Linked DNA regions of Homo sapiens: region 1 is linked to region 2. Evidence: chromatin loops called from intact Hi-C (ENCODE). Cell type or tissue: A673. All regions are shown on one strand. Links, peaks and the distances in the headings refer to the core of each region. The heading gives the core; the rest is flanking DNA.

Region 1 (16,175 bases), core at 4,719-12,718, 1.9 Mb after region 2:
TTATCAATGAGGAACATCTGAGCCCCTGGCCCTTCCCAAAGAACTTGGGCCACAGAGGAGATCAGCCCCTTTGTTTTGGGTTAAATGAAGGTTGCCAGGTAAAGGTTGTTACAGGGAGGGTGTTAAGTGAAAATGTCATATGAACTGCATGCCTTTTACAAGCAGTTGCAGTTCTGCCTGTCTTGCCACCACTGGGCCAGCAAGTCTCCTATCCAGCCCACTGCCACTGGGCTTTCTTCCTTCCCTGTATGTAAGCCCTCAATATATCTCCATGGCTCATTTGCTGGCTCTGGGTATCTTGGTCTGCCTCTTGAATCTGGTGCCATCCCCTTTGGAGTTGATAGGGGTTTAGCACAACAAGCTGTCATGTGATAGATTAACAACATATTTGATAGTAGATTGCCATGTGATTTTTGGAATGTGACTTTAGTACTCTATGTGGCCCACAATTGAATGATATTGCTCAGAAAATAGAAACAAAATACTTCTTCCATTTCCGTCTAGTTATACATTTGAACAAGTTATCCCAGTATTTCCATGCATAAAAAAATATAGAAAAGGGATTATACTAGGCCCTGTCTCCTAGCAGCCAGTAATATTTACCTGTAACTACATTAAATAATTGATAAAGCTGAATAAATGTCTTTAAAAGACACATTTCCAATAACCAAGTAAATATTAGTGACTTTTTTTAAAGTTTGAAGACTTTTGCCCTGGTAATAAAGAGCACTCAATGTTTACATGATCACATACTAATTTCAAACATACAAGTCTGGAGACAATATTAGAATTAAATGGAGAAATTGAAAACATACTGGCTACAATATTCTTGCAATAATTTGGATCGATTCTACACAGAACTTATTTTTACAAAATTAGATAATAGTTAATTAACTTAAATAACTTGTTTGATTATCTTATGCATCCTAGTAATATGACTTTCTTTGTTTCTGGATCTAATCAACCTTGTGACAGAAATGGCAGCTTGAGGCTGTTTTTCCAAATAGTTAGACAAAAACATGTTAGTAGAAAAACTACTTAAGGGTTTCAAAATATTTCTGTTAAATAGGAAGAAAGTCCAATTGATTTGACCTCTTTTCTCCTTGACTTTGCTTGGCCTGGCTCCCTGATTGAATGACATTCAAATTGTGGCAACATACACAAAGTTTTTCTTTCTTGAGCTTGACTCAATAAAATGTCCTCACTTTCCCTCTGAGTTTTGTGTGGAAAAGATTTCATCAAGTTACTGGTATAGTAATTTGTCTCTGTAACTTAATATCTACCAATTTACATTTAAAGTATCTGACAAATTATTGGCTTTATGATGCCTATAACACAGTACAAGTTGTAGTATAAAACTAATGCTAATGCAAAGCTGAGATACAGTAAATAAAGTACTACTAGTCTACAAGTAATGAGTAGCTAGATTGCAAGAAAATATAGGTTCATCATCAATTTCCATGTGTAACTAATTTACAAAATACTGACTTGAAGCAATTGGCTATATTTCAAATATTTCTATCAAAGTCAATGAAAAATTATTTAATGAGTTTTTCCCACATATCTGCTTTATTACTTTATGGTTTGTGAGGAAAGTTTTCAAAACAGGTTATTTGTCTATATAAATTCAGCTTCATTTGAAAAAAAAAAAGTTACCCTCAAATGATCATAAACTTGGAGACATGAATAAACTCAAAATCTGCAGCTAAAGTTTTCTTAAGTGAGAATCTTATAAACTCTATTGACAGAAATTACAATTTTTAAGCATGACAGAATGTGTGAACTAATTTGCATGAAAAAGATCATAAGCTTCACCTATGAAATAGTCATAATTGTTTCAATACACTCAGTATTGGCTTTCCTGCCAGACATTGTGCTCCTCAGTGCAGTTGTCTTCTCAGTAACCTCAGGTGCTCAATAAATGTTGGTTGACTAGAATTGTCAGTTGTCAGAAGACAATGCACCAAAGCGAAGGCCCCAAAAGCAGCCTCAGAAGCAAAAGTGTAGTTCTGACCTTCCCCTGCCCTTCTGTCTCTCAGTCCCATTCTCTCCTGAGTCTAGCCATAGAAACTAGAATCCTCTTCCCCAACTTGGGTCATAGAAATCGGACCCCTTTTTCCCAAAGCCAGCCATAAAACCTAAAAATATGACTCTTAACTGTTCCTCTGCCTTTCTATGTAAAAACTGGCCATACCCAGTAAGAAGGAATGCATTCTCAGAGAGGCCAAGAAAAATCTAGACAGATAGGCCTTGCTGGGTTTCCCCATTCCGTCTATCAGCATTAAATCATAGCCTTTTTGTGCAATTATATTTCTACATAGCTGTCTGTTCTTGGGTGAACCTAAGAAGAAAATGGACAATTTTCCTGATATCTTCAGTCCTCCATGCTAAAGGCTTCCATATCACATGAAACTATGATTACATAAATTTATATACCTTTTCTACTATTAATCTGCCTCTTGTCAGTGTTTGTTTTCAGCAAAACTTTACAGTGTGAGGGGGAAGTTTTTCCTTATCCTTGACACAGAGAAGTTAAACACTATGTGCAGTTGTTCAAAGACACTCACTCTTTTGACGGGTGCCAATATCAGGACAATGTATAAAACAAGTTGGGGTTATTTATAGTCTAAGTCCATAGAAACAATTCCTCCCACTCCCCATTGAAATGGACAAGAGGTAGAATGTCCAACTTCAAACTCATATGGCTCAGGTCCTAACCAATAAAGCAGATTAACCTCACTAAAGCACCTAAATATCAATTAAATTGTAAATAAATCTGCTGTAAGAAAATAAGTACCTTAAGTATTTAAATTATACTCTTAACATTATTAAATGCTTTCACACCTCTAATTTTATATGCTCTTAGAGGATTTTAGACCCTCTTGTCTAATTATGCTTTCCTATACAACATCAAAACCTAAACATCCAATTAACTTTCTCTTTTTAGTCATACATGATCAAAATCAATTCTAATAGTCATTGAGAACATACTTTGTACTTGGTGGTATGTTAGGTGCTAGGACTCAGTGGCAAGACATAATTCCTACCAGCAGAGCATGTACATCATAGCCCCCAGTGCAGATAATAATTAAATAATTAGCTGTTTTAATCACAGTTGTTATAACTGCTATAAAAGACCATTGTTACAATAAGAATGGGCATATGATCTAATCTACGAATTGAGGAAGACTTTCTTTGGGCATTCCTGGAACTGAAGTTTAAGTTGGTATTTGATGGATGAGAAACTGGCTAGGCAAAGGGTGAGGATAGAAGAGGGTGGTCTCTAAGCAGAGAATAAAATACCTTGTAAAAAAACAGTCTCACGTTATGGTTTCCAGAACCAAAAATTTGTTTCAAAAACATGTAATAGAACATATAAGTTCAATGATATTTTAACCAACTTGAAAAATATCAAAGTTATGCCTGAAAAGACTTGAATAATAGTTAAAAATTTGGTTTCACAATGAAAAAAAATTGCTTGTCAAAAATTATTTCACCTTGTCATTAATGTTTATGCGCTTATGAATACAAACCTGTCTTCGCTAACTATATGTACTGATTAAGCTTTGTACTCAGGCAGCTGCTATTCACACACAACTTGCACTACTTTCAATGAAGTCCTTTTTATAGAAATTTGTCACTGTTAATCACCAGTGAAAATGATATATACAGAAAGAATAAAGATAATCAGAAATTATTATTTTAATGTTTCAGGGTTTGAAAAGAAATATTTTTAATGGATGTAAAAATAACGTAGTTATTGCCACTGAGAAAATTTAATCTCCTTTGAGGTCTGTTTTATACCAATGAAAAGAAGACTTTTAGAAAATTTCTAAAACAGGATTATAAAAATATTATAATCAGGAAATGTTTTATGTAAAAAATTTTAACAGATAAATGGTCATATTAAACCAATTTTTAATGGAATATTCTTAAATTTGTTTGTATGGTGTGTCAGTTTAATGAGAGTAAGATAAAACTGAAGGGAACAAACAAAAACTGATCTTATTTATAGTCAGTTGTCTCTAGATACCTATGTATCATAAAATATATGATTGAGAATTTTGCAAGTTTTAAGATAACGTATTTATTGTTTTCACTTATTTATATGTATACTTTTATAAGCTCATACATATAATCACATTAAAAATATGTATACAATGTTAAAATAATGCTTACAAAGTATGAAATTTATTGAATTAGATATTTTATTTTAATAACTCAAGAAAGATTGGTTTGATTTCTTTTTTAATTAAAATATATCTTTAAGATTTTCCAAAATTCCATAACTTTTCTTATTAACATGGGATAAACGAACCATTACTTTTTCTTTTTTAATTATACTGTAAGTTTTAGGGTGCATGTGCACAATGTGCAGGTTTGTTACATATGTATACATGTGCCATGTTGGTGTGCTGCACCCAGTAACTCGTCATTTACATTAGGTATATCTCCTAATGCTATCCCTCCCACTCCCCCCACCCCACAACAGGCCCCAGTGTGTGATGTTCCCCTTCCTGTGTCCAAGTGTTCTCATTGTTCAATTCCCACCTATGAGTGAGAACATGCGGTGTTTGGTTTTTTGTCCTTGCGATGGTTTGCTGAGAATTATGGTTTCCAGCCTCATCCATGTCCCTACAAAGGACATGAACTCATCATTTTTTATGGCTGCATAGTATTCCATGGTGTATATGTGCCACATTTTCTTAATCCGGTCTATCATTGTTGGACATTTGGGTTGGTTCCAAGTCTTTGCTATTGTGAATAGTGCCGCTATAAACATACATGTGCATGTGTCTTTATAGCAGCATGATTTATCTGGGTATATACCCAGTAATGGGATGGCTGGGTCAAATGGTATTTCTAGTTCTAGATCCCTGAGGAATAGCCACCCTGACTTCCACAATGGTTGAACTAGTTTACAGTCCCACCAATAGTGTAAGTGTTCCTATTTCTCCACATCCTCTCCAGCACCTGTTGTTTCCTGACTTTTTAATGATCGCCATTCTAACTGGTGTGAGATGGTATCTCATTGTGGTTTTGATTTGCATTTCTCTGATGGTCAGTGATGATGAGCATTTTTTCATGTGTCTTTTGGCTGCATAAATGTCTTCTTTTGAGAAGTGTCTGTTCATATCCTTTGCCCACTTTTTGATGGGGTTGTTTGTTTTTTTCTTGTAAATTTGTACTTTGTCTTTTTATATTCTTCAGTGACTCTTGACAAACATGTACTGCTGAAATTGCAGGTGTCTGATAATCTTGCTCTTTATGTTGTTCCATATAACCTCAATATTGACACTAGTAGCAGTAAATATGAGATGATAAGTCTATGATGACTAGGCCTGCCCTCTCAAACTTCATGTTCACTCAAAAGGTCTGTATAAGCAGGCACACAAGGAAATATGTATAAAGTTATAAAAAGGTGAATGTATTACCTTGTTTGACCAGAATTTTCTAACGTTTTTACCAATTACCCCAAAAATATAATTAAGAAAACACCTTTCTTTCTCAAAAGAGTGCTGGGTTGGATGATAGGTCATATGGTCATCCAATTTATGAGCTGAGGTGCAGGGATAATTATGCAACTAAGTAATATGCCAACCACATCCAGCTTAAAAAAAGATTAAAGGAAGAAAGTCCAAAGATCTATTTTGTGGATATGTACGTTAAACATGATATATCCTTTAATGGAACTGACCCTATCTATAATCACATTAAATGTAATTGGCCTAAATACCCCAATTAAAAGGCAGAGATTGTCATGTTGGACAAAAAAAAAAGCAAAAAAAATACCAACTATATGTTGCTTATAAGAAACCCAATTTAAATATAAAAATGGCTAAAAATAAGAGTATAAAAAATATGTACTCTGCTACCAATAACTACAAATCTGGACTGGCTAAATGGCTATATTAATATTAGAGAAAGTAAATTTTATAACAAAAATATTAAGAGGTTCATGTCTTAATGACAAGCAGGTTATTAAAATGACATAATAATTCTAGACATTTATATATCTCATAACAGAGCTTCAAAATACATACAGCACAAACTGACAGGCTGCAAGGAAAAAACAGACAAATCATCCAGTATAGTCAGAGATTTCAATAACCCATGTCAATAACTGATAGAACAATGGTAACTCAGTAAGAATATAAATAATACGAACAATTCTAACGATCAATTTTATCTAATTTATGTTTATAAAATACTCTATCCAACAGAAGCAGACTACACATTCTTCACAAGTATATGCAGAAACATATTCTTGTCCATAAAACAAGTCACAATAATTGAAAAGGATTTAAGTCATACAATGTATAATTTCTGAACACAGTGGAATTAAATTAGAAATAAATAAGAAGAATATATCATGAAAATCTCCAAACATCTGAAAACAAAAAACACAATTCTAAGTAACGCATGGGTCAAAGAAGAAATTAAATGAAAAATTAAGAAGTATTTTGATCTTAATGAAAATGAAAATAAAATATATAACAATTTATGGGATGTCACTAAAGTAGAAATTAAAAGAAAATGCACAACATTAAATATCTAGTGAGATATTTAGTGAGAAAAGAAGAAAAACTTCAAAATCACGGGCTCATCTCCCACAGTAAGAATGCAATCACAATCAAAGATCCAGCAGGATTTGTTTTTTGTCTTGTTCAGGTTTTTCTTGGTAGATATTAAGAAGCTGATTCTGAAATTGGTATAGAAATGCCAATGATTTGGAATATACAAAATAACTTAGAAAAAGATAAAGTTGGAAAAATATACTATGTCATTTCAAGACATTACAAAAATACAGTAATTAACACAGTGTAACATCGACATCAAGATAGACAAACAGATCAACAGAAGAAGGGTCCAGATATAGCTTCCAAATATATAAGCAAGTAAATTTATACAAAGGTGCAAAGGGGATTCAGTGAAGAAAGAAGAATTTTACCAACAAATGGTGCAGAAACAATTGGTTACCCATGCAAAAACATATGAACTGGGATCCAAAATTTAAACCATATAAAAAAGTAACTCAAAATGTGTCATATATACCTAAATGACAAATATACAAATATAAAACCTAAAATTCTACAATTTCTATATGAAAACATAGAACAAATTATTTTTTCTTTGGATTAGGCCAAGATTTCTTAGCCATTACACCAAAAGCACAATACATAAAAGAAAAAATTAATAATATAAACTTCAAAAATAAAAACTTCTGCTCTTTAAAACACACTCTAAGGAACATGAAAAGGTAAACCTCAGAATGGGAAAATATTTATAAATTATATAACCCATAAAGTATATCTACCTAGAGCATATGTATTAAAAAAATCAAAACTCAATAATAAGAAAGCAAACTATGGGGGCTTGCCCCCTAAAGTTTTGCTGAAAAATCACTGACATGAGGCATATTGATTAGTAGGAGGAAAGGCACACAAATTTATTTAACATGTATACATGAGAGCCTTCAAGATGATGACCCAACCCACCAGTAAGGTACAGAAACTTATATACTATTTTGAAGTTATAGAAAGTTATAGAAAGAATGCAGGCTCAGAGTATGGCCCAAAGCAGGTTATTTTGATATATTAGGTTTAGTGGCAAGACAGGAAAGCAAGGAAATTCCTTGTGGGCCTCAAGATCTTTACCCTAAAATAGTTCTGCTGAATTTCACACTGGCAATGTAAATTGATAGCTTATCTTCACAAGTGCAGGACAAAGGACAGAACTCATAGTCATTCTTCTGCTCACCAGAGACAAATGCATACCTGATTGATTCTTCTGCCTTATTGTTTATGTAGAAATGCAGATTCACTAAGCTAGACTAAGCCATAAGAGACTATTACCTTACCCCCTTCTCACATATAAATCGTGTATTCAGTGAAAGGCTGATCAAAGACTGAAAAGAATGCAACCATTTGTCTTTTATCTACCTATCACCTTGAAGCACCCCCCAACACTTGCCCCCACTTCGAGTTGTCCCGCCTTTCCAGACTGAACCAATGTACATCTTACACATATTGATTGATGTCTCATGTCTCTCTACAATGTATAAAAGCAACCTGTATCCCAGCCACCTTGGGCATATGTCATCAGGCCCTCCTGAGGCTGTGTCATGGATGCATCCTTAACCTCGGCAAAATAAGCTTCATAAATTGATTGAGGCTTGTATCAGATACTTTTAGTTCATACTTACTAGATGTGAAAAGTCAAATTTCTTCACAAGAAAAAAAAAGGGATCCACTAACACTATGGGAATTACAAGTGATGAAGGAAATTAAACGCCACAGCAGTTCTCACATTATCATTATCCCCAACCTAAATTAGATAGAGTTTTTTGATCTCCATTGGTATCCATGCAGTTTATTATTATTTACAAACCTAGTAACCTCTGAACTTTTCATACATAAATATTTTTCCTTTACTTCTTTTCTAGACTAGACCATTTATTAAATTGCAAAATGAAACAGCTCATTTGGTTAAAGCATATATTATGCTCCTGACTTAAAACAAATTGAGCTTTTAATATAGACACTAATCTTAACATGCAGCATAAATAACTGAAGGGTAGAAAGTGGAATGAAACAAAATGCTTAATTTACACAATATTACATAATGCATTGCTAAGGTAACCTTTGGCTTATAGAGTTACTTTCTGGAAGATAGAACAAAGTGCATTAGTGCCATCTCCTGGCTAGTATAATGATCCTGAAGATGTGTAAATTTCGAGGAAGTCCCTTAACTTAATAGGTAGTTCATATTTACTAAAATGATAAAGAGAGGGGCGAGAAGCATACAGATTTTTCCTTTAATGGTAATGTTTCTTAAACAGTAATTATGAAGATTAAATATTTCTATACCAAGCTATTATTTTTTCTTTTTACTTTTTAGTACTTTGCCTCAACTTATATCATGAAATGTTGTAGTTTTAATATATTTATGTAACATATATTTATATAAATACTAATTATAATTATATAACATGTATTTACATATTTATATGTTATAAATATAGTTTATATTTAGTAAATAAGAATATATACTGAACTTATAGGGCCATATATAAATTATATCATGTTATATTAACTTCCTAATTAAATGAGTAAGGATTCATGCTTCATGAAAACCTCTCTTATGTAATTTATAAAAGTAATTAAGTAGAATGGGAGGGAAAACTATTAGAATCATGAGCTGAGGGTCTGACATTCCCAGACCCGCATTTTCTGTTCTTGTTTAAGGAAATGTTTTCCAGTGGAAGATCTTTAATGGTTTTATTTATTTATTTATTATGCCTGATTTTTATCAAAAAGATTATTGCTGTAAGCTCCACAGTCCCACATACTCAAATTTGCCTATTTCTTCATATTTTTAATTCAATAGAGATGTTATGCAGAAGTGCATTTTATCATTTTTCCATTTAAAGTTTTGGATGCTTTTCACTGCTTTCCCTTTAAATTACTAATAATATACATACATTTCATAAAATGATAACAAACGTATACTCGATAAAATATTGTTGCCTAAATTACTAATTAGGAATTGCTAAAATTGAATAAGTCAAAGGACTAGAAAATCTTCAGTGAATGTAATCACTGTTCATGAATGTAAAAAGGTTTTTCTTTTTGTTCAAAGATGTACCCACAACACCTAAAACAATATCTGATATATAGTAAGTGTTCAGTGTATATTTATTGACTTCTTAATAAAAGAGATATTTGGACATGAAAATTTTCTAATAAATAATAAAATTAATATACAGTTAGGTCTGGAAGTTTTGTTTGAACTATATTATTTCTTACATCAGAATATTTTAAATAGAATGTACATATACAAAAACATACATACAATTCATAAGCTACATTAATTTACAAATAAGCTCTTAATATAAAGTTCTATGTTTGGTCATCTTCTTTTCTGTCTGCTCACTTCCTCTTAGAAATTTTGTTCATCCTCGACATTTTAAACAGCTCCTCTATGTAGATGACTCCAAAATCTCCACCTACAGCCACATGCCCTCTTCTATGCTCTAGACCCAAACCACATTTTTCAAACTTCCTACTAGATATGCCTGTATATATACCTAGTATATCTGCTAAGTGTACTTGTTCTACAAACACTTCAACCTGATTATAACATCAAGCCATCCTTTCAGCTAATAAAACTTGAAATTCTATTAAACTTCATAAACATGTCCCCCACTTCAGACACCATACATACAAAGACATAGCAGACACACAGACACACAGACACACAGACACACACACACACACACACACACACCCCACTTTCCATTCTTGCTGTCATATGCCCAGTTAAAATATTGATTAATTTTCACCTAGCCACAGTCAGTAATCAGCCACATGGCTATGAAGACTTTGGTGTCTCCTCACTGCATCGCCTTCTAATTCCTACTGCCATTTTGATCATCCTAGAGCAGCGTTGCCTCAAAGTATCTTAAGCAAAATACTAGTTCACTGTGTTAGGTGAATAAAAGTCTCTGGCCAAATAAGTTATGGAAAAACTAGACTTTTTTAAAGTTAAAATTTATATATTTACGGAAGAGGCTAAAATATACTAATGTGAAAGTGAGCTTTCAATAAGAGAAAATACCATGCAGTTTTTCCCTCTCTTACTTGGATTTTAAACTTTTTAAAGTGAAATCATCTCTTGTAACAATGTTCCATAGAAGATGCTTTGGAAAGTGCTGCTATATAGCATCATTGTAAGAACTTCTCTTCTCTGTTCAAAAATATAATGGCAAAGAGAGTATACTCCAGAAATTTGCTGTTCAGTAAGCCAACTACTAAGCAAGGTGTGGCTATTTAAATGTAAATAATCAATAGTCACTAGTGACATTTCAAGTGCTCAGCAGCCACATGGGGCTAGTGGCTGCCATAACAGACAACACAGATACAGAACATTTCCATCATCACAGAAAGTTCTACTGGACAGTGTTGCTCCAGAGAAAGACTGAGTTCAACCATTTAGTAGTTGTTTGACATAGGACAAGATTCTAAACTATTCAGGATCTCTGTTTCCTTATCTATGCACTAAGGATAATTATAGAATCAACTCACAGAGCTAATTGTGTAGAAAAAGAAACTTGGTACACTGTTTGTGAGAATGTAGATTGGTACAGCCATTACAGAAAATAGTACATAGGTTCATAAAGAAATTGAAGATGGAACTACCACATGACTCAGCAATCCCTCTTCTGAGTGCATACTCAAAGGAAATGAAATTTCTGACTCACAAGGATACCTGCACTCCCATTTTCACTGCAGAATTATTCAAAATAGCCAAGATATGTGATATGATTTGGCTGTGTCCCCACCAAAATCTCAACTTGAATCCTATGTGTTGTGGGAGGGACCTGGTGGGAGGTAATTGAATCATGGGTGTGGGTCTTTCCCATGCTGTTCTTGTGATAGTGAATAAGTCTCACAAGATCTGATGGTTTTAAAAACGGGAGTTTCCCTACACGAGATCTCTCTTTGCCTACCACCATCCATGTAAGACGTTAACTGGCTCCTCCTTGCCTTCCACCATAAGTGTGAGGCCCCCCAGCCATGTGGAACTACAAGTTCATTTAACCTCTTTTTCTTCCCAGTCTTGGGTGTGTCTTTATCAGCAGCACGAAAATTGACTAATACAATATGGAAACAACTTAAGTGTCTGTCAACAGATGAACTGATAAAGAAACTGCAGTGCATGTATACAATAAAGTATTATTCAGCCTCAAAAAATAATTGAGAATTAGACTTGTCAATTGCCACAACATGAATAAGCCTGAAAGATATGCTAAATAAAATAAGCCAGACACAGAAAGAAACATATTGCATGATCTCTCTTATATGTAGAATCTAAAAAAAGACAAAAGCATTCAAGTATACAGAGATAGATAATAAAGCAGTGGTTACCGGGGTGGAACAGGAAATGGAGAGATACAGTTCAGTGGATACAAAGTAGCAGATATGTAGGAGAAACAAGTCTAGAGATCTAATGTACAACATGAGGACTATAGATAATATAATTTCACTGTACATGAGATTCATACTAAATGAAAATTTAGCTGCTCTTGCCACAAAAAAACACAAAAGATGAGTAAGTATGTGAGATGATGGGTATGTTGATTTGCTATACTACACTAACTTTTTACTATCCACATATATCCCATAATACCATATTGTATGCCTTATATCTACACAATAAATTCATTTACTATAATAAAAAAAGAAATGAGCTAATACATGTGAGGTACTTAGAATAGGATGTGACATAGAGTAATAATTCAGTAGATGTTAAGCAATAGCATTCATTAGTATTATTAAAGTCGTTCTTCATCACCTAGTGGGTAAAAACCAAACTTTTAAATCTGCTATTCAAATCCTTTTTTTATCTGTCCCACTTGTCTTTTAGCCTTTCTTTCTGCTATTTCATTATATTCAGCTTGGCTTCTAATCAAAATCTCACATCCAGTAAATATCTCATAAATAGCAGGCTCCATACCTTTGATATAATTGTCTCCTTTGCTGGTAATGCCTCCTATCATCGCCACATCTAGATTCTGCTCAAGTCAAGATCAAATTTTACCTTCACTGCAAACCAAGAAAGGAACTGTCATGCCCCTTACTCTGATGGCTTGCCCTCTGAATCTGTTTTTGGAAAACCCAATCTTATTTAATAGTTATGTGTATGTACACCTTATATCTTTTACATAATTGTCCTATACACCATAGTATATCTTATACACTGTGAAGATAATCAGTAAACATGTTCTAAATTAATAAATCATATTTTAATATAAAGACACTGGCTTTGCAGAGTTCAGCCCCTTACTCTATTAAGTGACATAGGCTATTTGCAATTGTACCTTCTATGATATTTACTATCTTTATATGAGTTTAAAATTTACTCTTTAATATACATGTGAATGCTAAGGAGAAAATTTGTTTTTCCAATAAGAAAAAAAAAGGAGCTCAAAGCAAGTTATTGGATCAACAGAATATTAAAATCCAATAAACCGTGTTAATATAAACACACATTTAACTTTTAGAAAGTGTCTTGAACCCCCATCTTCAAATGATTGTTTCTAACAAATTTTATTCTGAGATAGAAATAAAAGTAAAAACAGTATTCTTCTTTGATATAAATTATCACTGAAATTTGGGTATACTTTGCCTGTTTTAAATGCTGGTCATCAAGTGACAGAGAGAAAATGACAAGAACATTTTCATTCTGAATGAGCATAGAATGTAATTTCATGAATGTAAAACACTTTAAAAAAATTTAAAAAGTCAATACACTAATTAAAAGTGCAGTTGGGCATGAGTAATCCAGATAGCTAGCAATATTTATAGATGCAATCTTTACATTGGACAAGCCAAATAATATATCCAATGTACCAGAACTTTTTTATTGTTAAAGATTGATTAATAGGAATTTTCAACTCCTTTTAGAATGCATTCAACATTTGTGAATGGAACGAAATAATCAGTTTCCAAGAGGGCTTTAAAATCTCTTAAGGATGAACATCCCACTATAACTTTACTATGACAGTGATAGGTAGTAAGAGCTCAATCATTGATATAAAGATGTTAATAATGGTAATAATTCATAATGTAGGTATGTTTCTACTGTTTAAATCAGCTCTTTGTTTTACACATTTTGTTGCCAGAAAGGTGAACAGTTTAAAAACATTTAGAATTTTCATCTCCATATATATTAAATTCAGAAGGAAAATGGGTAATTAAAATTGATTAAAGATGTGCTCTAGATATGATATCAAAAAAAGATTAGAGAGACAGACAGAGACAGATGCATTTATTATCTGAATTACTAAGATAAATAATTTCATATGCAAATTTGTCATTGCCTCAAACTATCATTTACTACTTAATGCAAAATAGTTTAATCAAAAGCCATCCTTTGCTTTTCTCCTGTCCCATCAAAGCTTTTCCTCTTCTTGGGCAAACACCTCAGGTAGTTGTTGAAGTGAAAAACAACAACAACAACAAACCCATGTTTTTATGCATTGAGCTGAAATGTATATTAAGTCCTACCCTAAATAAAATTGCGAAGTGAAACTTGGCACCCTTCAAATTTTCTAATGCTAAATGACTCTCCTCCATCAGAAACACCAACATCACACTGAAAACAATTTAAACTCTGTGTTTGAATTTTAAAAAAGAAAGAAAAACTTCTAATACTCCACTGAGTACTTAATTTGGGTGGGCTTAATTTAAAAGATTTAGAAAAAAATATATATTTAGCCAACTTCATGAGACATATAAAAGGAGAGAGATGTGTAACTATAATATATATAAGAAATATTACTTTATGGCTATGGATATTTTAATATGACTTACAGAATCCATTTTTATAACTTTAATCTTTACAATTACTACTATATATAATTTGGAGTAAAAAAATGTGCGTGATGTGGTTCTGTTGGGACATACATCAACTCTTTTTTTAATAAAAATAAATTATTATAATTAAACTTTACTAATTTTCTCTTCCACAAAGTTGGTATAAATTCTGAGACTGTACTCAATTGTATAGTTTACAAAGTATTTATCTGAGGAAAATAACTGCATATTTGTTTTCCTTGCAGAGTTTAATTTTTAGAAAAACATCACTTACACAACAGTAAGTGATGCTAGAGGTTACATAACCCAGAAAAATGATAGTAAATGCCAGATACCATAGGATTTGGGGAGGTGGAGTTGGCTGACATACACACAGCAGACTTCCAGGGAGAAGAGAGCTATGCAGAAAAAGAGCTCCAGACATCTGCATAGGCATCCTCCTCATTATTTGCTGAGTAATGACAGGGCATACACACAGTTAAACTCCCAAAGTGGGGCAAAGAAAAACAGAGGAGTCTTAAACTCAACAATTTCCACACATTATATCTCCAACTTCCCAGTATGGAGAGTTTTCAGTCATTCTCCAAGACATTCAAACATTCAGTGGGATCCCCAGAATGATCAAAGACTATAAATATGTAGAGGCTGGGGGCTGGGAAGGTATATGCATATATATAAATACACATTTCATCATAGAACATATTCATGATATATATGTGTGTATGTGTGTATATATATTATGTATATCTATATGTAAACATTTTATGTACATATATACAGAAAGAGAAAGAACGAATAAGCAGTTATCTATTTAATAATCCAAACTCCAAAAAAAATTATTCTCTAGGTTACTGAAATTCTTCCTAAGCTGCTATTTATTCAATCACTGTTGTGTTTATAGGCTTTTTTCCTTTCAAATGAAAACAGTCCTGGTAAGCATAATTAAGCCATTAACACCTTGGCCTAGCTGAGTTTCTGAGATCACAGAAGAAAGGCCTTTACGAGACGCTGAATAGAGGTAAGTATTTTACCCTGACAATCAGGGAGGACCAAGTCTCCTGGTTCCAGACTATCTATCTATCCAAAGGCATAGTTTTAGCTCTGCAAATGTGATTAGATTACACTCTCTACTAATGAAGAGAGCTTAAGAATTGCAATGTGCCACATAATCAATTGCTAATTTCTAAATGGAATTTTAACAGCATGTGGTCATTAAGTTTTTATAATCCTTAAATTAGTTGAAAAGTGAACAAGTCAGTTCATGACCATTTTTTTATGTCTACATGCCAATCAGCCATACAAATGAATTTTCAAACAGAACTAACCATTTTTTGGTTTCCTACTAATCAGGATATCATATCTCATCCCATCTAGTCTAATCATCCTGCCTTCCTTCATATCTGAGACTATTTTCTGTGAATCAGTTTTTGTATGCCAAAAAACTCATAAACGCCCCCTCCAAAATTTTAAAAGGATATTATACAAAGAAAAAAATTACACAGCATTGCTTGAAAAGTCCAAAACTATTTACAATTGAATAATTTAATAAACAATATTATTTATTGAGTGTGTGCTAGGTGTATGGCACAATTCTGACTTGCCTGATTCACATACAAACCTATAGGGAAGGCACTATTATTTTAATACACACTTTGTCAACCAGGAAACTGTGATGAGGCAATTTTAAATAACATTAAGGTTATTTTTGTATTTAATAGCCAAGTAGATACAGTCATTCTATCTAAATTTCCCGGTGTTTGAAGTATTATTTTGACAGAAAAACCCTCTCAAAAT
Region 2 (16,175 bases), core at 3,129-11,128:
TTCTGCCAGTCCTGAATGACAAAGCTCTTGGTTATTTATTCTCATGTAGATAACGTTCATACGAGATGGAACTTTCAATAACCACTGTTTACAATCACATTTTCACTTCTATTATCACTAATTGAAGAACATTTAGCTCCATTAAAATTAATAGCCCCATAAAAAGAGCTCAGATAACTCTTGATAATCATTCAGACATAGTTGGATATTGGCTTCAACTATTATTTCCCAGAAAGTTTGCACCTTACACTTCATCCTCTAAGTATAGAACTACAGCCTAAACAATAAAGTTAGGCAATGGCTTTTATTGAATATTTTGTATTATTAAATAACTGAGTCACAAAGATGGCACCAAAAAGGCAGGGCTTATAAGAATCTGTTTCTTCAGGGTACAATACATAATACATTTTGATGAGAAATTAAAGACATTTTTCTATGAAATTCTGTTATATTATAAAGCATATGATTTGTCAAGTGTCCATATATGTTCTCATTTTGATTACATCGACATTTCCACATCTTAAAAGTATGACTGCTCTATTCCATCAGGATCATTAATTAGCTTAATTTCCTGAAAATTAAAATGTTCAAATTCAGTGAAGCTAAGTCTTTAAAGTAACTTCCACTTAGCTTCCAAGTTCTGAGAAAGCGTGTGTATTCAATGCTTCTAATCCACTTACTTACCTATGAAACATGTGAACTAAATCCACTGCATAGATTTTACTCAGGCAATATAATTCAATTTCTTAAATATTTTCAAAAATGGGTGCTTTTAAGTATTTTATTTACATAATAAAAAATTGTCACTAATGTTTAATGTTGTCTCATATTTTCCTTGAAACAAAAATAAGCTTCAAAATAAAATAAAAATTGGAAAGTCATTTCCAGAAACAAGTTTTAAAATAATGCTAACTTCTCAAGTCTAGTATAGAACTATTAGCTATATGAAATTAGAATTCTCATCAACATTCTTTTTATACCTATATTCAATCATATAGACACTATATAGCATTAAAATGATTCACTGATACCTCAAGAAACACAGCCATATATACCAAATTTTTAAAGTGTATTTCATTTTAATAGTTCTCCCTTCCTATTAAAACAGAATCTTTTTTATTCAAGTGTACTTCTAATTTGACGTCATGATGGTGATTTGCACTACCCATTTGTCCTTAATAAGGATCTCCTGCTACAAAATGACAAGACAACAAAAACAAACCTCTTTGATAAAGAATCAGCACCTACACTGCGAAGGCATTCTGCATCATCCTTATCCTTATAAACTGTCACAAATTTGCCAACAAGATAAAAAGGAAATATAAGAAGTAGAACATGGATTTTCACTAATTCATTTTTTAAATGTACCAGTAGGTCTTTAAAAAAATGAGACTAAATAAAAATCATAAATCATTGTATTTTTCTTTACCCCAATTTCTTGTTTAACCTAGCCTAAAATTCTTCATATATAAACTATTCCATTAGCTGGCCACATGACATGAGAAATTCTGTACAACACAATATGTCTAATAAAATTAAGTTGACTTTAACCACAATGTCATTTAAAGAAGCCAATTAAATTATCCAAAAACACAAAGCTTAAAGAGTAGCCTTGGGAATAACTTTTTTCTTATAGCCATTACCAAATCCTCACTAAACTGATTACCTATGCAAGAATAGTAGCACAAAGCTGAAGAAAAGGCACTCACATCACTCCCCAGCTTATCTAAGAACTCATAAAAGTAAAAAGATCTAACCATTTTATTTTATTAGATTCTCTAATATGTAAAATGCTGCTACTTTTCTGCAGTTTAACATTATTAATCATTTGCCTCCTTTCCTTTTCTCTACTACCTAAAAAAACTTAATTCTAGCCCTAAAAGTATATTAAAAACAACAGCATGAATTCAGAAATTTGTCCCTTTGGTTGCAGAACTTCATTATACCCCCAAAAAAGAATTCACAAAAAAATTCTAAAAGGAAATTAGGACCCCAAATTTTATAATACAGCCAGCCTTGGTGACCATCAATCTTACCAGATACTGCTCTATCTTCTATGTGTATTTAATGGGTGTGGACCCATTGCCTGATGGGATCTGTAGATTCTAAAAAAAAATGTGTGGATGACAGTCTTTTGCTTCTTTTTTTGAAACTATGAACCTAGAGCTTGAAATATGTTGCAAATTTAATTCCACTGCATATTGTAGAGTTGATCAGTTTCAGCTCTGATATTCTAAAAGACTGAATAACCTATCAACCATAATTAAAGTGCATACATATGAATATGTGCATATATATTATAAAATACTTTGATAATTACATCTACAATCTATGTATTACGATGTAAAATAGGAATTATGGTTCTTAGAGGAAAAATGTACACCATAAGTATCTATTCATATGAAAATAATAGTTCAAGTATACCTGGAAACTTTTCATTTAAATGCATTGAACCACTTTATAGACATTTCAATATACATTGTATATATTTGTGTCTTTATTAGGGCATAGATTTTGTTTTTCATTGTCATATTTTTATATATTAATATAAATATTGCTACTACTTTCATATATTCAGGAATTCTAAAATTTCTTTGTATCTTTATCACTTTCAGGCATCAACATTTGCCAGCAATGCCTTAATACTTCAACGTGTGTATTATACCCATTTCACAGATGAAAAGAGTTTTGCCAAACCATTTAGATAATGCTTTCCTAAACTCAGGAAAGAAAACAAATGATTTCCCCGGAGTTACCATGTAACCTCGATGGGTCCACAATCGCCTCACCCATACCCAACCTCCATCCCATTTCCCATTATGGCACCTACCCTAGTGTTGTCATGGTGACGATGGTATACCAGAAGGCTGCAGGGATGCTGGTGAACTTGCTAGCCGAAGACCCCTTCTCTGCGTAGAACATAACTGTAGCGAAGATGATGATAGCCATGGTGAGCGAGAAAAGCAAGAAGCCCAATTCTGAGGCACAACTCTTCAGTGTGTACCCCAGGATGCGCAGGCCTTGAGAGTGGCGGGAAAACTTAAAGATCCTGAAGACCCGGAAGACTCGGAGTGTGACAAAGGCTCCGCTGACGTCCTCATTGTCTGTCATCACCAGCCCAATGTAATAAGGCAGGATGGCCACCACGTCGATGATACTCATGACACTACGCACAAAACGGTAACGACTAGGCGCTGCAGCCAGGCGAAGCAAATACTCAACTGTGAAGATCATGACGCAGGCCGTGTCCAAGCAGAAGAAGGCCACAGCATACCGCTCTCCACAGGGCAGTTCTTTAATGTGACCTGGGCTTGATCCGCACGGCACTGTTTCCACCACATTCGCGATGACAGAGACGGCAATGAAAAACCCCGTGACATAGTAGAACACCAGGGCCATCGTGCTGGTGTGGGGGTTCTCGAAGGCCCTCCAGACCCTCTGCCTTGCAGTCATGGTGGGCAAGGCGCTCTCCCCAGCGGTGTCGGTATCCGCGTCGTCCTGCAGGCGCTCGGCGTTCTCTCGCCTGCGATCCTTGTACTCCTCATAACAGCAGTCGCCGATGATTTCCGGGATGAGGCCAAAGAAGGCCAGTTCTTCATCGTAAGCAGAGATGCACTCGTGGCGAGGATAGTGGAGCTTCCCAGTGCGGTAGAAATTCAGGATGTGGCGGAAGATGTCTGGGTCACGGTCAAAGAAATACTGCTGAGTTTCTGGGTGGTAGAAAAAGTCCCTCTCAGAACTGCCCAGTAGAGTGTCTGGGTAACGTTCCAGGGTGTCCTGCCACGTCTGGAAGCGGGTGCCACTCACATTCAGCACAATGAGAGCATCTTGGGTCCTTTTCCTCTCCTGCCTCGGGGGAGCCGGCATAGGCCCCGAGGCCACAGGCATCCACCCGATAGCCGCTGCCCTTGCAAAAGGCAGCCACGCTGCCACCCCCGCCGCCATGATTACTTGAAGCGGAAGGAAGAAGGGTAACGAGGCGTCTACAATGGGTCACCGAAGCAGCCAAAAGTCACCCACTTCCTCCAGTCAAGCAAAGTACTAGTGAGAAACGTGGTCCAGAGGTGTAACTCTTATTCCAAGATAGGGCTCCTGGTAAAGTCACAGTTCTCAGAAGGGCAACTTTCCCTCCAAGACAGGTATTTGGAATAATGGCAACAAAATACAACGTCCTAACAATCACCCTCAACAGAACCCAGCCAAATCTCTTCCTGCAGGTGGGCTAGGCCACCCTCTGGCACAAATAAGCACACAGGTGCAGCCGTTTCTTCAAACAGGTGTTTTTGATTTCTCCCCGGCACAGTCTGGATAATATAGGGTCAGTATGTGGAGTGTAGGATAGAGAAGACGAACGAGAGTCACCCAATAGAATTCTTTCGACGAATTAGGGAACCCTTACACCTACCCTTCTCACTCTTTCAAACCTTCCTTTCCAAGTAGCCCTTCCCGCCAAAGGAGTCTCAAAAAGGCGACCTGTTGTTGTAGCTCAGGAGATGCGGTCACAGCCGCTGCCCCACGTCTCTCTTTGGGGGTCCAGCTGCTGCTGCCTCTACTCCTCGGGCTGTATTTGCAGAGATGGAGGTGATGTGCAGTGGTTACGGTGGGGGGCGTTAATAGAGATTCTCCTCCCCCACGTCTACAAACACCCTCTGTGTCTGCCAAAAGCGTTCGCCCAATCGCCCCTTCACTCTCTTTTCAAGTTCAGCTCAGGTGCAGTGTGACAGTTACAGAGCTCAGGAGCTGGCAGCCGCCGCCGCCGTGGCGGCAGCAGCATCTGCTTCCGCGCAGAACGCGCCGCTCCCGCGGTACATACCTGGCCAAGTGCGCGCCGGGGCTTAGTTGCATAGAGACTTTCTCCTCGCCGTGCACCCGGAAAGGGAAGAGGAGAGAAAGCAGCTCGCGAGCAGCCGAATCCGATGCGCCGAGAGAGCATAAATAAAGCTCAAGCGAGCTCTTCTTTCCCTTCCCCCATCCCTCCGTGCCTCCCTCCTCCTTTTCACCTTCCAAAAGCCAGGCGCAGGCGAGCAGAGCAGCAGCAACAAGTTCAAAAGGTGCGGGGGAGGCGAGAACGGAGGGGACTCGCTCCTGCCAACTTACTGCGGGGCCACTGTCGCGGGAGCCTGGCCAGCGCGGTGCGGGGCTGCGGGGCGGCGGGGCTGCGGGGCGGCCGGGCGGGCGGCGTTGGCGCGGTGGGGCCGGGGCCGGGGCCGGCACGGGCTCTCGTCCGAGCGCGGAGGCAGAAGGCGCTCGGCAGCGCGGGGGCGCGGGAGGGCTGCTAGCTGCTTCCCCGCCAGTGGGTGGTCCTGCATCTCCCCGGGCTCCCCGCGCTGCTCTGCTAGTGCGATCAATAAATAAGGAGAAAATAAATAAATAACCGCGCGCACGCCCCGCCACGCAGGTTAGGAAAGGCGTCTCCTGCCTTTCCCTCGGCTTGACCTTTCTCCGCCCCCGCCCCCTCGGGCTCCTCTCGCTCCACCCCAGCCACCCACCAACCCCGGCGCAAAATGTCACCGAGGGAGAGCATCCAGGTGGATCTGCTGGGGAGAAAAGCGAGCCTCGGATGAACAAAGGGAAGCTTCACGTGCTGGGCTGCGGTGGTTTGGTGGAGGAGAGGAGAAAGGGGACCCGTGCCTTGCTTCTGCCTCTCGAGTCCCGGTTCAAGGCGAGCGTGGGAAAATGGGGGGAAAGAGAGCGAGAGAAGCTGGGAAGGAGGGTGAGCGGAGCGGAATGCGCAGGAATTGGTTGTCTTCTGGGGGCGACTGGAAGGCAAGACCCGCAAAGCTCCGACGCGGAATTTTTAAGTGCATTTCCTCTTTCTGTTTTTATTTATTTTCAAAACCAGATTGTTAACGTTGCAGGGATTGATATGCCATCTGTCCAACTTGCCAAAAAATCAGAGACTCTCCTCGATCGAGGTCTTGACACAACTCCTTTTCCCGTCCTTTACGAATAACAGGGATGTGGAGCCCTTTTCTAAATGTCATCGTCAAGGGGCGTGCGTCTCTGAAAGTTTGCGTCCCCTTCATCCTCTCTGCGCATCACTGCGCATATTTAAAATAGTTAAAAGAGTTAAAGGTGTTCGTATGAGGGGTTACTGAGGTAGAGAGACACAGGAAAATTGTCGCTACCAACCTTTTTGTTTTTCGCGTACCCCGCCCCCGAGTCATTAGGAATCATCCTTAAAACCAAACGTAACACATACAAGCCACTAGATGGCGTGGATGGCGAGAAGTTAAATCTGCACCTAAGGTTTGGATGCTTTAGGAAGGTGAAGGATCAAAATTAACTGGTCCAACAGAGAGTCAGATCACATAAACATCCCCAAACCCCTTCGCTGCCACCCACCTTTTTTGTGTTTATGTGACATATACTACTTAGGCTTGAGTCTGCATTTGGATAGTTGTGGGATGAGATGTGGAGAGTTTCCTTTTGAAATTCCTTTGAAAATTAAATCTAGATTACTGAATCATCATCATCATAGTAATTAAGATCTTTGGCAATAATGAGGCTTCATCTGTATTGATGAAGAATAGTAGCCTAATTTCTACCTAAAAATTACTTTTCATGGCTTGGTTTGACTGCCCTTGGTTTGTAAAATAAGTGGACTGTGTGTTGTACTTTACGGAAATTGACTTTTAAGCCCTAGAGATTACAGGCATGATGTGTCAACCTTGAAAATTTGAAATGGGATACGTCAAAGAAAATATATAAACTAAAAAATGAGTATAGAAAATAACCAGAGAATTTAAAATATCCTTATCATGTACAGGATTTTCTGTAGAGATAAAAGGGTATTTTTTGTTTGTTTATTTGTTTACAGAATAGAGATTTAAGGAATCCTGTGTCAGTAGTAATGAAGTCAGAGCTAATGCACCATTTAAGTTTGAGGACAAGGAACTGAAGACACCTGCTCTTTATCTATTTGTTTAAGTGAAAGATGCTTGTTAACCAATCTATATAGCCTGCATACCTGAAAACAAACACACAAGCATGTTACCTGGAAAATGGAAATGAGGGGCTTACTACCAATTAATATAAGAAAACCAACCCCTCGTTAGTCCAAACAGTAAGGTGGCACTATGACAGGTGCTGGGCATGGAATCCAGAGGGTGGAGCGCCATGAATATTTAATCAATGCCAATAATGGCATGCTTTCCTGTAAAGATGGGGCGAGGAACCTAAATAGAGCCTTTAAAACTGTGTGGGAAACTGAATGCTTACAAATGTAAAAGTAGGAGCTTAACTCACAAAAGCCCCAAAGAAGCAAGAACATAATATGTACAGTTTTTAAGAAGGTACTGGGATCTGCCCTCCTGCATCTTCAACAAGCTTCTTGATATAGTGGAAAGAATGTGGGCTGAGAACTTAAACACATCTAAATTCAAAATCTTGCTTAAGAAATTACTTACTGGCTTTGTTTCATTTGGCAAATTACTTCTATGATTAGAAATTATAGATAATGAAATTTAACTTTTCAGGCCTGTCGTGAAGATGAAACAGGATCATACTTCTGAACACCAGTGAAATACTTAGCACATGAAGTGTACTCAATATTGGTTCTTTTTTATTGTAATGCATAATGCTAATGCAATTCATTTTATCCAGCCCGTATTTGGAATTCCCTTAGATACTTTCCATAGTTATGTATTGCTTAATGACAGGGATACATTCTGAGAAATGTGTCTTTAGGAGATTTCATCACTGTCTGAATATCATAGAGCGTACTTACACAAACTTAGGTGGTATAGCCTACTACACACCTATGCTATATGGTACAGCCTATTGCTCCTAGACTACAAACCTGCCATCATGTTACTGTACTGAACACTGTAAGCAATTTGTAACACAGTGGCAAGTATTTGAACCTCTAAACATATATATACACAGAAAAGTTGCAGTAAAAATACAGTATAAAATATTTTTAAGAACGGTACACCTTTATTTGGCACTTCCTATGAATGGAGCTTACAGAACTGGAAGTTTCTCTGGGTGATCAGTGAGTAAGTGGTGAATGAATGTGAAGGCATAGCACATTACTGTACACTTCTGTAGACTTTATAAACACTGTATATTTAGGCTATGCTAAATTTATTTTTAAAATCTTATTTTTCCTTCAATAATAAATTAACCTTAGCTTACTATCTTTTTTTACTTTAAAAACTTCAATTTTTAACTTTTTGACTCTTTTGTAATAACACTTAGCTTGAAACACAACACATTATACAGCTGTACAAAAAAATATTTTCTTTATATCCTTATTCTGTAAGTTTTCTTCTATTTTTGTACTTTTTTTGTTTTGTTTTGTTTTGAGACAGAGTGTCGCCCAGGCTGGACTGCAGTGGTGCGATCTCAGCTCACTGCAAGCTCTGCCTCCCGGTTTCACGCCCTTCTCCTGCCACAGCCTCCCGAGTAGCTGGGACTACAAGCACCTGCCACCACGCCTGGCTAATTTTTTGTATTTTTAGTAGAGACGGGGTTTCATCGTGCTAGCAAGGATGGTCTTGATCTAGACCTTGTGATCCACCCTCCTCGGCCTCCCAAAGTGCTGGGTATTTTTGCACTTTTTAAAAACTTTTTGAATGTTTTGTTAAAAGCTAGGACACAATTACACTGGCACAGACCTACACAGGGGCAGGATTATCAGTATTACTGTTTTCCATATCCACATCTTTTCCTACTGAACGTTCTTCATTCTGTCTTCAGGGACAGTAACATGCATGGAATACCAAGGCATACCAATGCCTTCTTCTGGAATACCTCTTGAAAGAGCCTGCTTCAGGCTGTTTTACAGTTAGCTTTCTTTTATAAGTAGAAGGAGTACACTAAAAAATAATGATTAAAAGTATAGTATACTAAATATATAAACCAGTAACATCGTTTATTATCATGATCAAGTATTATATATTGTACATAATTGTATGTGCTGTACTTGTGCAAGACTGGCAGCACAGCAGCATCCTCACAGACACCTGAGTAACGCATTAGGCAAGGACATTACAATGGCTGCGCATCCCTAGGCAGTAGGAATTTTTCAACTCCCTTATAATCTTTTTGTTTTTTTCCTTTCCAACTTTTATTTTAGGTTCAAGGGGTCCATGTGCAGTTTTGTTACATGGGTAAATTGCGTGCTTTAGGGGTTTGGTGTGCAGATAATTTTGTCATGCAGGTAATCAGCATAATACTCAATAGTCCCCTCCTTCTACCCTCCACCCTCAAGTAAGCCCCGGTGTCCACTGTTTCCTTCTTCGTGTTCATATGTGCTCAATGTTTAGCTCCCACTTAGCAGGGAGAACATGTGATATTTGTTTTTCTGTTTCTATGTTAATTCACTTAGGATAGTGGTCTCCAGCTCCATCCATGTGGCTGCAAAGGACATGATTTGTTTTTTTTATTGGCTGCACAATATTCCATACTATGTATGTGCTACATTTACTTTATCTAGTCCACTGTTGATGGGCATCTAGGTTGGTGTCATGTCTTTGATATTATGAATAGTGCTGTGATGAACGTACATGTGCGAGTGTCTCTAGGGCAGAACAATTTCTATTCCTTTGGATATGTATCCAGTAATGAGATTGCTGGGTTGAATGGTAGTTCTATTTGAAATTCTTTGAGAATCTCCAGACTGCTTTCCACAGTGATCATGGCAATCAAGCAAGAGAAAGAAATAAAAGGGATCTAAATAGAAAGAGAGGAAATTAAACTACTTCTCTTTGAAAACTATATGATTTCATACCTAGAAAACCCCATAGTCTGCCCAAATGCTCCTGTCTCTGTGAACAACTTCAGCAAAGTTTCAGGATACAAAATCAATGTACAAAAGTTAGTAGCATTTCTACACATCACTAACATCCAAGCTGAGAGTCAAATCAAGAATGCAATTCCATTCACAATAGTCCATTATAATCTTATGGAACCACTGTGTATATGTGATCCATCATTGACTGAAATGTCGTTATTTGCTATATGTCTGTCTGTATTTACTCTTCCCTCCGAATTCAAAAATCCCCTTGTTCTGATATTCAGATGATAGTGATATTTTAGTCTTCATTCATGCATTGAAATGCTATGTGAAAAGTAGGCATACAAATTCTCGAAGAGCACGGTATATATCTCCCTTGCTTAGGGATTCTTATTCTTTACTCTTCTCATTTTATATACTCTGTTTGGTTGATTACAAGGAAAACAAACTCAGCAGGATCAACCTTGAATGCATCATCTCTCTCTTCCAATCATCTACTCCCTCTTTTCTCTTTTGATCAGTGAAGTCCCACAAAGAAACCTGGTGGTCATCCTGTTCTTTACTACTTGCCCCCCAGCAAACACCCAGACATAGCCAATGACCCAATAGGTCTTATATATTCCACCCTCATTACCATCTATCTATCCTTACACTGCACCTAGAGTGAATTAAAACAAACAAAAAACCTATTTTGAGATAATTATAAATTCACATGCAGTTGTGAGAAATAATAGAGATTCCTTATGTATATCACCTAGTTTTCCCCAAAGGTAACATCTTGCATATTATAGTATAGAATCACATACTGGAAATTGACATTGATACTCTGTTAGTCCAGTCAAACTACTATAAAAAATACCATAAACTCGGTGTCTTATAAACAGCAGAAATTTATTTCTTACGGTTCTGCAGGGTGGAGAATCCAAGGTAAAGGAGCCAGTAAATTCAGTGCTTGCTGAGGGCCTGTTTTATGGTTCAGCCTCTGTGGGAGGGTAGAAGCCTGCTTTCTGTAAGCACCAGTAACAAACTCAGATGGGTTTAACATGGAGCAACCCCCCTTTCCAATTTTTGTAATTTTTCCACTTCCCTGACTTTACTGAGTCTCTGCTCGCCAGCCCTGCATTCCTTCATTCTTCCTTTAAAATGCCTGGTGACCTCTGTACAAATTGATCTCCACTTTAACTAGTGTCCTTCCAGCTTTGACAGGTTTTTCTTTGACAATAGTGATATTTCATTGTGGTTTTAATTTGCATTCCTCTAATGGCTAATTTTGTTGAACATATTTTTATGCTCGTATTTGCCATCTGCATATACTCTTCAGTAAAATGTGTTACCCTTTGGCGCATTTTATTTTGATTGTTTTGTTTTACACTGTTGACTTTTGAGAGCTCCTTATATATTCTACATAATTGTCCTGTGTCGCATACGTTGTTTGCAAATACTTTCTCCTAGTCTGTAACCTGTCTTTTCATCCTTTTTACAGGGACTTTTGCAAAACAAAATTTTTTTTCATCTTGATATGCTCCAATTTAGAAATTTTTTATTTTGTGAATCATGCTATTGGTGTGAAGTCTAAGAACTCTTCCTAGTCCCAAGACTCGAAGATTTTCTCTGCTTTTTTCTAAATATTTTATAGTTTTACATTTTAAAATTAAGTTTATGATCTATTTTGAGTTAATTTTTGTATAAACAAAAAAACTTTCCTGGAGTTTTAGTAGATACTATATTAAAATTTGGAAATTGACCTTGATAATCTTTCTTTTGAGTCTTTTAATCTGGGAACATGGTATGTTTCTTCATTTATTTGTTTTTTTTTTTTTAATTATCAGCATTTTGTAACTTTCAAGATGCTATATATGTTTTTATTAGGCTTATGCCTAAATATTTTATTACCTTTGGAGCAATTATAAATAGTATTGTGTTTTTTAAAATTTCAATTTCCATATGTTCATTGTTAGCATATAGAAATGCAATTTGTTTTTGTGTATTGATCTTGTATCCTGCAATTTTGTTGTACTTCCTTATTAATGCATGAGTTTTCTATGTACACAATCATGTCAACCTGCAAATAGGGTCAGTTTTCTTTCTTTGCAATGTGTATACCGTTTATTTAGAGTGTTATGTTTTAATGAACTCATAATCATATCTCACCCCTTTCAATAGCCTTCCTTTTTTTCCTAAATTAATCCTTACAAGAGAATATAGACTGTTCAGGATCTCTACTTCCTCTACTCTGTAAACCTCATCCCATGATATTTTAACATTAACCTACTTCACAGTCTGGCTCAGCTGTTTTTAGTTTGCAGAATTTAATGTGTTTTACCTTGATCCTGGGTCTTGGTACATGCATCCTTTCCCCCAGTTATCAGCTACTCAGCTCAAGATTCACATCCTCCAGGAACCATGGACTAACCTCTTCAAAATGATGTCCAACTTATCTGCTTTGTCAGAGTCTGTAACAGCTCTGTGTCATTCTGTTTCTTAGCCACTGCACTGTAACTTCCTTGAGAGAAGGCAATGGCCTTTTAACTCTAGATCCTAAGTATTTGTTATCATGCTTGGCACATGGTAGAAATACAGTGAAGGTTTGTTGAATGAGTGAAGAAATACTCTAATTAGATAATTAATATATACCTTTTTTTCCATTAGAGATTATTAATCTAACTCTCTAAAAAAATGTTCATAAAGAATCAACCTAATTTACTACCAAGATGTTCAGTGGATAAAAAAATTTACCTTAGCAGTGAGCCTCATTTGTACGACTCTGTAAAAAGTACTTTCTCAATGTATTTACTCTAGTTAATTCTCAAAAAGGCTTTGTGAGATGTGGATTATTCCAATGATTATTTTTCCCAAAGGGAAACAAAAGCTCAAGGAGGTTAAATCGTTTTCCAGGATTATATTATACAACTAAGTGGCTGAAGCTGACTCACTGCCAGGACTTCTGACCCTAAAGTATATATTATTTTAGCTCCATAAATACATCAACAGACGTCTGCAGTAGTAAAGTCTGCATGCCAATTTGTTTTTCCCAATACTGGTGATAAATTTGCACAGATAGGTGTAAACTCTCTTACTTGTCCCCCAGGTATCTCTCTGAGGTCTTTGACAGGGCAGGAAATAAGCCTGTGCTCATAGGGAAGGAGAGCACCACATCTACTCATCCCATATTTTAACCAGTTATACCAACTTCCCAGAAGGATGGATTTAAATTTCTAGATAATCTATTTTAAATAAGATAAATTTAGTATATCTGACTACATCCTTAGAATCTCTTTCCAGATAACTCTTTTTTTGAGTCTCTATTAGATTATTTTTAACATTCTATCATCTTAATTTTAAAAGATAGTAGTTCTGAATTAAAAAAGAAATTCAATCAACATGTAAAATGAGCAAAACCTTTAGCCAGTCATTGAGTTATGTACATTAACTTTTGACTGAAGTCTAGCAGCTTCAAATTTTTATGTATTAATTTTTTCATAAAACACTATATTTGTTTATATTGTGAACTACCAAAGAAAAAACTACCAAGGAAAAATACCAAAATATTTGCTCATGAATTGTAAACATTTCATAAAAACTATGACTATGTAGAAAAAATATATAGTATATTTTTAATTTACTTTCTGGGTTCCATATTATTTTGAGTTTGGCAGAGGAGCTTTATCCTATGGTAATTTTTTTGTACTCTTTATTCATTGGAAAATATACACAGCTGTCTGTTTGTTTGTTTGTTTTTAACCTTTGTTCCCTGGGGAAACAAAATCTGATATACTAGCAAGATAAGGGGTACATATAAAAGTCACAGCATAGCTAAGGCTAGTTAAATACTTAAAACATATTTGAGTTTTCAAAAACTTCACAGTATCCCTAGGATATGGTCTTCAAGGAAAGGGCAGTGACCCTGTGTCTTTCTTTAGACTATTATTAAAAAGACAAGTTGGCAACCTGAGCTCAACTTCTTTTATCCCATGTATTAATACCGTCAAAGTCTTTTGCAAAGTCCTCTTCAAAAGATCTTCCCTTTTTCAAGTTTTAGACCTTGAAGAGTTCCTATTAAAAATAACCCATTTACAGGGACTTTATTCTTCATATACAGAAAGTCTTAAATATATTTTATGTAATGAAATGGACTAAATTCTCAAAGTTCCCACAATGCTATTCTGAGAATCTGTCACAATCTATGTGATTGGAACTCTGTTAAGACTAGCAAATTTGAAAATAGGTATACAAAATCTAACCATCATGTTACAGTCTCAATTCTGCCTCATGAGATGACTATTGTTATGAAAGAACTCAGTGGTTCTTTTAATATAAAGAATATTTGTGTTGAGAAGGTAGACCTCATATTAACTGTTCTTACCACCCAAAACAGAGGGCACAGTGAAACTTTGGAAGGTGTTGGATATGTCTATTACCTTGATTGTGGTAATGAGCCAGACTCATCAAATTGTACATATTACATCAACCATACTTTAATAAATCTGGTAAAAATTTATTTTGTACATCAACCGTACTTTAATAAATCTGGTAAAAATAATAATTTTGTTATTAAAATATTCTTGGTATCATGAATGCTGATGCACTTGTTATGCCTATGACTTAAGAATGCAGGGGGCAAATTAGAAGGAAAAAATCGGTTTCTAAATGATTATTATTGATCACTCACAATGTGCAAGGCACCAAGTTGAATAGTAGAATGACCCAAGTTTTCAAGATCAACCTGCCCTGATGGAGCTTGACATCTGGGGGAAAACAAATGAGAGAGAGAACATGGAAATCTCTTTTAATACAAAAGTAATCTTGCTTGTGAGTTTCATTTCAGAATCTGTTCCCTAAGTGTTTCATTCTCCAAGAAACTGTTTATTTGTCAGAAATGGGAGAAGAGGAAAGATAAGTAGGAACATATAAATTTGCTTCTTGGACTCATTATCATATTTATAACTTTAGGATTAATTGCTATGAAAAAATTCCAGTGCCATAAACTGAGAATTGTGACTACAAATGAGAATGAAGCAGCAAGGGTTCTGAAGAAACAAAAGTCTTATTTTTCTAAAACTGGAGAAGAGCAAATTCTTGCATATGGTACTAACAATGGCTAAGAAGATAAATTACTTCCAAATCGTTTATAGCCATTGAAAACCTGAAAGAAGTCTTACAAGGTTTTCATCATTTAAGAAGCCACATTCTGCGAGAAAACTGGCGATTAATTTGCTTGTTTACTTTCTTTAAAACCACTTGTTATGCTCTAGCAAGCCACTTTGATACACAAAGTATATTTAATTCATTATTTTTATACAACATTATGTGGTCGGCTTTAATAAATCACTCAAAGTAGTAGAGTTTAAAGAAAAGCAAAACAATAGAATACTTAAAATTATCTAAGTATTTAAAATTATTTAAGTATTTAAGTATTAAAAGAAGATCCCTTAATTACCCCACTTTTAGAAAATGATAATATGTAATTTTTTTGTTTATGACTTAGCCTGCATTTAGATTTTAATTTAAACCAAGAAAATTATTTAATAGAGGGTTATTAAGCAGGTTTTACATTGCAGCTGTTCCAGTCCCTCAGGTAAATACTCATTGAAAGAGCTTATTAAAGTTTGTTCTACTTATTTATGTTTAAATTCTTATTCTTTTTCCCTTGTGTGAAACCTTTGTGGGGGCAGAACTCCAACTGATTTTAAATAGAGTTCCGTGCAGAAAGGATCTATGGAGAGCAACAAACCTGGAATGCTTATTAAGTAATTGCCTCTGATGTTCTTTGTCTATGTGTGTCTCGTTTTCAATAACACTTTTTTGAAATATAAGTTTTTCTCTGAATAAAGACATTTGGAAAGTGTAGCTTTTTTATCCTAGCGAAGGACTGTATAGTCAAAAGGGGATAGAAAAAATAACAAATATTTTAAACATTTTAAAAATATTTTACAATAAACATATTTAAAACATGTAAAATATGAAAAAAGATGGCGGGGCGTGGTGGCTCAGGCCTGTAATCCCAGCACTTTGGGTGGCCAAGGCAGGCGGGTCACAAAGTCAAGAGATCGAAACCATCCTGGCCGACATAGGGAAACCCCCGTCTCTACTAAAAATACAAAAATTAGCCGGGCGTGGCGGCATATACCTGTAATCTCAGCTACTTGGAAGGCTGAGGCAGGAGAATCCCTTGAACCTGGGAGGCGGAGGTTGTAGTGAGCTGGGATTGCACCCCTGCATTCCAGCCTGGCGACAGAGTGAGACTCTATCTCAAAAAAAAAAAAAAAAAACAAAAAAAAAAAACCGAAAAAAGACATGGACACTGTATGATGTGAGGTGAAAATACTGTAGAAAAAGCAAGTATTGCTTGCATGGTAAAAGAAATGGCATAGTTAGAGGAGAAAGGAATTAAAAGATTCCAACACTGATCATACTTCCTCTTTGTTTATTTCTC

What was found. Peaks named below come from ENCODE experiments on the same cell type or tissue, not always from the same donor. Only the 100,000 strongest peaks of a DNase experiment are listed, where the experiment ranks them.
Region 1: a loop joins it to region 2, with 6 times the contacts of the local background. A loop is called at or near these places in 2 of 110 quality-filtered maps.

What each region holds. Positions count from the first base shown.
Region 1 is chr7:118,345,568-118,361,742 of GRCh38, reverse strand. All of the region lies in intron 1 of LOC124901815 (a long non-coding RNA gene), which reads right to left. Among named protein-coding and RNA genes, the nearest start is that of ANKRD7, 130 kb to the right of the region's middle. In A673, for the core only: a CTCF peak has its summit at 8,705 (motif pointing left); a DNase peak (open chromatin) is centred at 8,682.
Region 2 is chr7:120,262,403-120,278,577 of GRCh38, reverse strand. It overlaps KCND2 (potassium voltage-gated channel subfamily D member 2), which reads right to left and starts at 5,403. Exons shown (of 6, transcript NM_012281.3): 1 at 2,831-5,403. The coding sequence starts at 3,945. RefSeq lists an enhancer at 4,638-4,707 and silencers at 5,148-5,297, 6,217-6,316. In A673, for the core only: a CTCF peak has its summit at 6,205 (motif pointing right); a DNase peak (open chromatin) is centred at 6,197; H3K4me3 peaks cover 965 bases; H3K27me3 peaks cover 1,926 bases.